Regions from separate parts of the Homo sapiens genome. Here region 2 is linked to region 1. Evidence: chromatin loops called from intact Hi-C (ENCODE). Cell type or tissue: heart right ventricle. All regions are shown on one strand. Each heading gives the region's core, and the rest is flanking DNA. Links, peaks and the distances in the headings are about the cores only. Region 1 has its middle 88 kb from the start of MIR3125. Region 2 has its middle 18 kb from the start of MIR3125.

Evidence for each region. A loop is a pair of places that touch in the nucleus more often than their neighbours do. Peaks named below come from ENCODE experiments on the same cell type or tissue, not always from the same donor. Only the 100,000 strongest peaks of a DNase experiment are listed, where the experiment ranks them.
Region 2: a loop joins it to region 1, with 4 times the contacts of the local background. A loop is called at or near these places in 3 of 110 quality-filtered maps.

Annotation. Positions count from the first base shown.
Region 1 is chr2:12,823,863-12,826,668 of GRCh38, reverse strand. No RefSeq gene overlaps it. Among named protein-coding and RNA genes, the nearest start is that of MIR3125, 88 kb to the right of the region's middle. In heart right ventricle, for the core only: no CTCF peak of the experiment used is centred there; DNase peaks (open chromatin) are centred at 1,428, 1,818 and 1,978; H3K27ac peaks cover 2,470 bases.
Region 2 is chr2:12,753,589-12,756,394 of GRCh38, reverse strand. No RefSeq gene overlaps it. Among named protein-coding and RNA genes, the nearest start is that of MIR3125, 18 kb to the right of the region's middle. In heart right ventricle, for the core only: no CTCF peak of the experiment used is centred there; no DNase peak of the experiment used is centred there; H3K27ac peaks cover 2,500 bases.

The DNA of each region.
Region 1 (2,806 bases), core at 306-2,805:
TTGATACTCAAAGTGTGGTCCATGGACCATCCACACTGGCCTAAGCTGGGCGTTTGTTAGACACTTAGAATCTCAGCCCTTTCCCCAGACCTACTGATCAGGTTCTGCATTTTGGCAATATCCTAATGTGATTCATATAGACACTACAGTATGAGAACTCTTCCCAGAGGAAAGGGGAAAACAGAGGATGTCAGCTTACCTAGGGAATGGACAAGAGGTATGTATGTTTGGGGTGAGGGGCGGGGTGTGGGTGTATGAGGGTGTGGGACACAGATGGAAGAACCTCAGCCTGCTATTGTCTGTAAAGATAGACAACTTCAAAAATAATAATAATAAATAGCTTTACCTCTTCCCCCTTCTTTCACGCAAAATTTCTAAGTAGTATCGAGAAGCATAAGTATCTCAGATGAATCCCTGGGATGAGATTTTAGATTTGGCATGAAATTAGGCACGCTTAATGTTGCTCTTTACCAAATCACAGACCCATCAGAAAAGGAAAACAAAGGAACAATTTTCACTTTGTGTTAATAAAACTGTGCTTTGCTCCTTTGCCCTTGGAGTAGCAGCATGAACAAGGAATTGCAAGAAAATGTGGAGTGGGAGGTAGAAGATCTGTATTTCAGAATAAATGCAGTGCATTTTTTAAAGAAAATTAATTCCCATTTTTCTCAGAAGGGCGAGAGATACTCTATTATTGGGAGGCAAAAGTAAACACATTTTTTTTCTCTTCTTTCAAATAGCCTGTCATTTACCTTTTAGCATTACACATTCCTAAGGAGAATTTTTACCCCAGAAATAAAAACCTATGTTCTCTGCCATGAGAAACCCACTTTTTTTTTTAATGATCTATGTCCTGTCCCAAAGTACTACTGCTAATAGCATCTCCATTAACCCTTACATTATGAGTTTTATGTAGCTGAAAGTATCTACTCAAATCTTTTGCAAGTGTGTACTAAATTATAACTCCCATATTTTTGAAGGGTTCCTTTTGGGTTCCTATTTAAATGGTAGGCTGAAAACCTGTTTGTAGGGAAAAAGACAAAAAACAAAAAAAAACCCCACAAAAACAAGAACAGAAAACAAGCAACAAAATATTGTTTAAAAATATTTTATTTGGATCTACTCTTCCATCTACTTTGTGCTAACTATATGAGGCTTCGTCGAAACAACAATTTCTCAAGGAAGAGCTTATTATTCTGATAATGGAGATGAAGATTTAGAGGTGAAAGAGGTTAATTAACTCGTCACACTGTCAAGCCAGAACCAGAAGCAAAAGCCACGTATGCACAAGGCTCAGGTCCTCACACCACATGGTTCCTGTCCAAGCTGCGTCCAGGGCACCTGACTTCCAACAGCCACTATGGAACACAATCAAGGAAACAAAATCCCCTTGGGAGGGAGCAGATGACAACGCAGGCGAGGGGACATGGGCGTTTTCCTGGATGGGTCCCTTGGGGTTCTGGGAAACTATGACCACAAATCAGAGGGCCTGCCCAGCATTGTGTAACTGCAGTTCAGAACCAGAAAGTTCTCCTTCCCCTAGGAAAGGCTCCAGCAGGCCTGTCATGAAAAACCACTTTTCTGGACCTCTTTTCTTGAGCTCAAGTTGCATGGAAGAAATGAACTTGGAGATTCCGGCTGGCTTGAGGAATGGATGACCAACAAGTTTTGAACAAAGCAATCCCACTTCCTCTCTGTAGTGTCCATTTGAGCTAGACAAAATGCTCCTTTTGCCAGAGATGACTCCCTGGTCTACGCTGGCTGCTTGGAAAAGCCCTCTCAGACAGCCGCGGTAAATCACTAGGCAGCCACTCTCTGCAAGCCCCATGGCAGCCACGGTGCAAAGAGTGATTTATCAGGCAGCTTCCAACACAGCTTAATTTTTGGAGGCAGGCAAAAGATGCCAAAAGGCTTTCAAAGCTGAGCCAGAATCCCCCAAAAGAAGGAAGCAGGAGAGACACTTTGAGGAGGGGCCCAACCAGCTGCTGGAGCATCTGTGGCGGCGAGTAACTCCTCCAGGGAGCTGGGAGCTGGCATCTGGCAACCTTTCTTCCCTCCTTCTGTGTCTGTGTTCAGAAATGGAAATCCTGGGGCGGTCCAATCAGGAGACAAGAATGCTCCCTCCCTCTCCCCTCCCTGGAAACCCCTCCCCCTTCATGCTTCCTTAGACAGGAAACTAAATTGCTGGGATGGGCCACCCTAATTGCTACTCTTTTAATAACTTGGTTCACTCCTTGAAGTTTGTGTAAACATCTTGGAATTCCTGTAGTTAAGGCAAGGAGGAGAAGCATATGACTTGCAGGACAGCCCCTCTACTGCAATGAACTGGCTTCTGAGGAGTCAGAGAAGAATGAGTCAATCAACACGGCCCCTCTGGAGAAGGTCCCCTTCCTCTCCACAGCCCCCAGAAGGTCCTGGAACTTAGCTTCACAGGTGTCCACCGGACTTCCCCCGCCGCCTGCACCTAGGAGACTATGTGTTGTCCTCTCCCTCCTAACTACCTGGATGCACTCCTAGGATGCTCACACACTCCTCACCTGCACTGGCAGAGCACCACAAATGCAGCCCAATATTCCACCTTTTCCTTCACATCATGATCCTGGAAAGGACCCATAGAGGTTATTTCATTGCATAAATAAGAATTCTGAGAGCACCCAGAGAAGTTAAGAGATTTGCCCAGAACAGCTCAGCAAGGTGTTGTCAGAGCAAAGACCCCAGGACTGGCCTCATCACCCAGCCAGGCCTCACGGTGAGGCACTCGCCTGCTCTCCTAGAGAGTGCTGGACTTTTCCATAGCTGCCAATCA
Region 2 (2,806 bases), core at 60-2,559, 70 kb after region 1:
ATGGCTTAAAAAAGTATTTTAAAAAACATTGCATGTTTGTATTTGGAAAAGGAGAGATATGCAACCTAAGAAACGCAAATTACAGAAAATAAAGCTTGACAAAATTCTCCTTGTAATGACTATAAGCTAAAGATAAACTCTCTGGGGAACTATCTGAAAATCCAGCTAGATGGGTGGAGTTGAGAGACTGTTAAACTTATTTAAAGGAGAACAGTCCAGTGGAGGCTTGGCTACCAGGAGCAGTTGCATATAGCCACTGGGCTGAACCTCCCTGAACCAGTCCTCTAAGTGTCTCTAGAAATTTCAATCTGACCCTGGTTAACAATGTAAAAACCATACAAAATACCCTTCTTACTCACATTGAGACAACTTCTGAACTATTCTCCTGAAAATTGTTCCTGGCGAAAAGATATCAAGCCACAACCGCTTTGTGAAGGTGCAGCAATGTGTTAAACGTAATATTCACTCTTTCTACATATATTTGTAGATGGCCAGCCATTGACCAGATCCTATGTGAAAGCTCAGAAACAAATGTTACAGGTGCTTGTTTAGGAAGCTCAGATATTCTAGATTTCAGTCTTTTAACTGGTATAAAGAGCTTAGACATTCAATCAGATCATGACTGTACTTTATAGTATTTACAGCTTTGTATACCATCCCAGCTGCCAGCAGAATCCAATATATTAAAAATGACAAAGTCTCCTAGATAATGAAGAAAGCTGTGTGCAGTCTCCAACTCACCAGTTGCTTATTGCTTTCCTCCTCCATTGCTGCCTTCCTGCCCTTGGCATAACTAGCTTGGCCATGAGATTCTTATCAGACTCCCGTGCTCCGAGTAACTATTAGACTCATTTCTCTGGTTTGACACTAAGGATATCTCTGGTTTCTTTTCATGCATTTGACATATTTTTGATAAGCGCTGCAGTGCCAGGACCCATGTGGACTTCTGGGAATACAGAGATGAAGGCAAGCATGATTTTCTGGAGGCAGCTGCACAACTGTCTAGAAGAATGATGTGACAACAAGCCACTATGTCTCTTCCCTTCCTCGGCCCTCAGTGTTCTCATCCTTATAAATGGGGGTCCAAACTAGATAACTCTTAAGTTCCTTTGCCAGATAGGGACTATTTAAAGACAGCACCTGCATGGTAACACACATAGAAGACTTAAGATCAGTGGTAGTTTTTATAGTTATTAAGGATATTATATTTTTAAATTGTTATGTCCTTAGTCTGGTTTTGTTAGATGAGCAATATACTTGAAGTTAAAAAACCTGGCCCCTGACCCTGGCTCTGTGACTTCTGCGGAAGGATCAGAAACAGAGAACATCTCAGGCGTGCTGGCCTCACAGGGTAAATCTCCTCATCTCCCTGTCTCTGCTTTTCAGGGCACTGTGGGGATAGGAGCGGTGCTAGCAAAAAAGGATACACTTCAGCAATTGTCATGCATAGATGGGTATTCTCCCTCCGCACCCCTTCCAGGGTCAGCCCCAGGAGATTCTCCATAGGCTACCTTTCTAGCCTCTGCCTCTGCAGCCAGGGCGGAGGGAGGACCTGGAGTCTCAGATTACTGCCAGGCCCATAGATCTCACACTTCCTTCCCAGAAGAGGAAAAGCTAGCCTAAGGATCTAACTCCATTGTTTCTCCTTCCTATGGGCCGGGTTGTTCCAGGAAGGAACTTCAACTTCCCTTTGAAGTCTTAATTTTTTATGATTATTTTTTAATGAGAAATGATCACGACCTTGGAATCCTATTGGCTCTGAAAACATAATGCCTTAAACTTGCGTCGCTTTAACTAGCTTTTAAGCCCCTTCAGAACCTGAGCCATCCCTCACACCAGCCTCACACAGAAACGAGCGGGACATATTTAAATTGGGAAACGAAATCTTCAGGGTGGAAATTACATTTTCCTAAGAATTATCTGCATTGACATATTCCACAAATAGTGTGGATCAACGCAGCAGACCCACGAAGGTGAAGCTCAGGTTCCACTTCAAGAAAGGATAGGTTGAGTGTAACTAGTTAGCAACCTCTAGCAGTTAACTCTTTCAGGTCCATCTCAGCACTGGAGCTAAAGTTGTGCTGTTCTCAGAGCGGCCCCACCAATGACCAAGCGAGGGATGATGTTACAAAAACCCTGTCTCTAATGGGCAATATTTGCTGTGGAGCTCCCTTCTGGGATGATAAAGACTTTTTCAGCTCTGCATCAATGTCTGATGACTCCTGCCCAGCCTTGCTTCCTCTGGCTTTCATTCACAGGTATTTCTCCCCAGTAGAGTACCTGCACACACGATTGCAACTTAGCTTCTACTTGGAGAAGACCCAACTGACACAGTGGCAGCAAAGTGGGATGATCCAAGAAAGCAAGTGGTTAGATGGGTTTTGGAGACTGGAACACTTGCCAGTCTGTGGGCAGTGAAGACCCCACACCAGGTAGTATGTGGGGCACAGATAATCCCTAGCATAAAGGGGTGGCTCAATTGCTAACATTTCCACTAATGGTAACTTTAGAAAGATGTTCTGGTGAAGAGATATGGCCAACACGTTGATTCAAGCATTTTAAAAGTATGGGAAAAAACAATGCATAGAAGGACAATGGGATTGCATTGCAGTACCAAAGGGTAATGAAAAATCGAGGACCATTAACAAAGTGTGAAGTTAAGAACATCTCTTGGGTAGCTCACAGAAAAGTTCTTCAAATGGTTTAGTGGGTATCTTAGTCCACTCAGGGTGCTATAATAAAAATACCTTTAACTGGATGGCTTATAAACAACAGAAGTTTTCTGAAATTGGAGTGCCAGCATGGT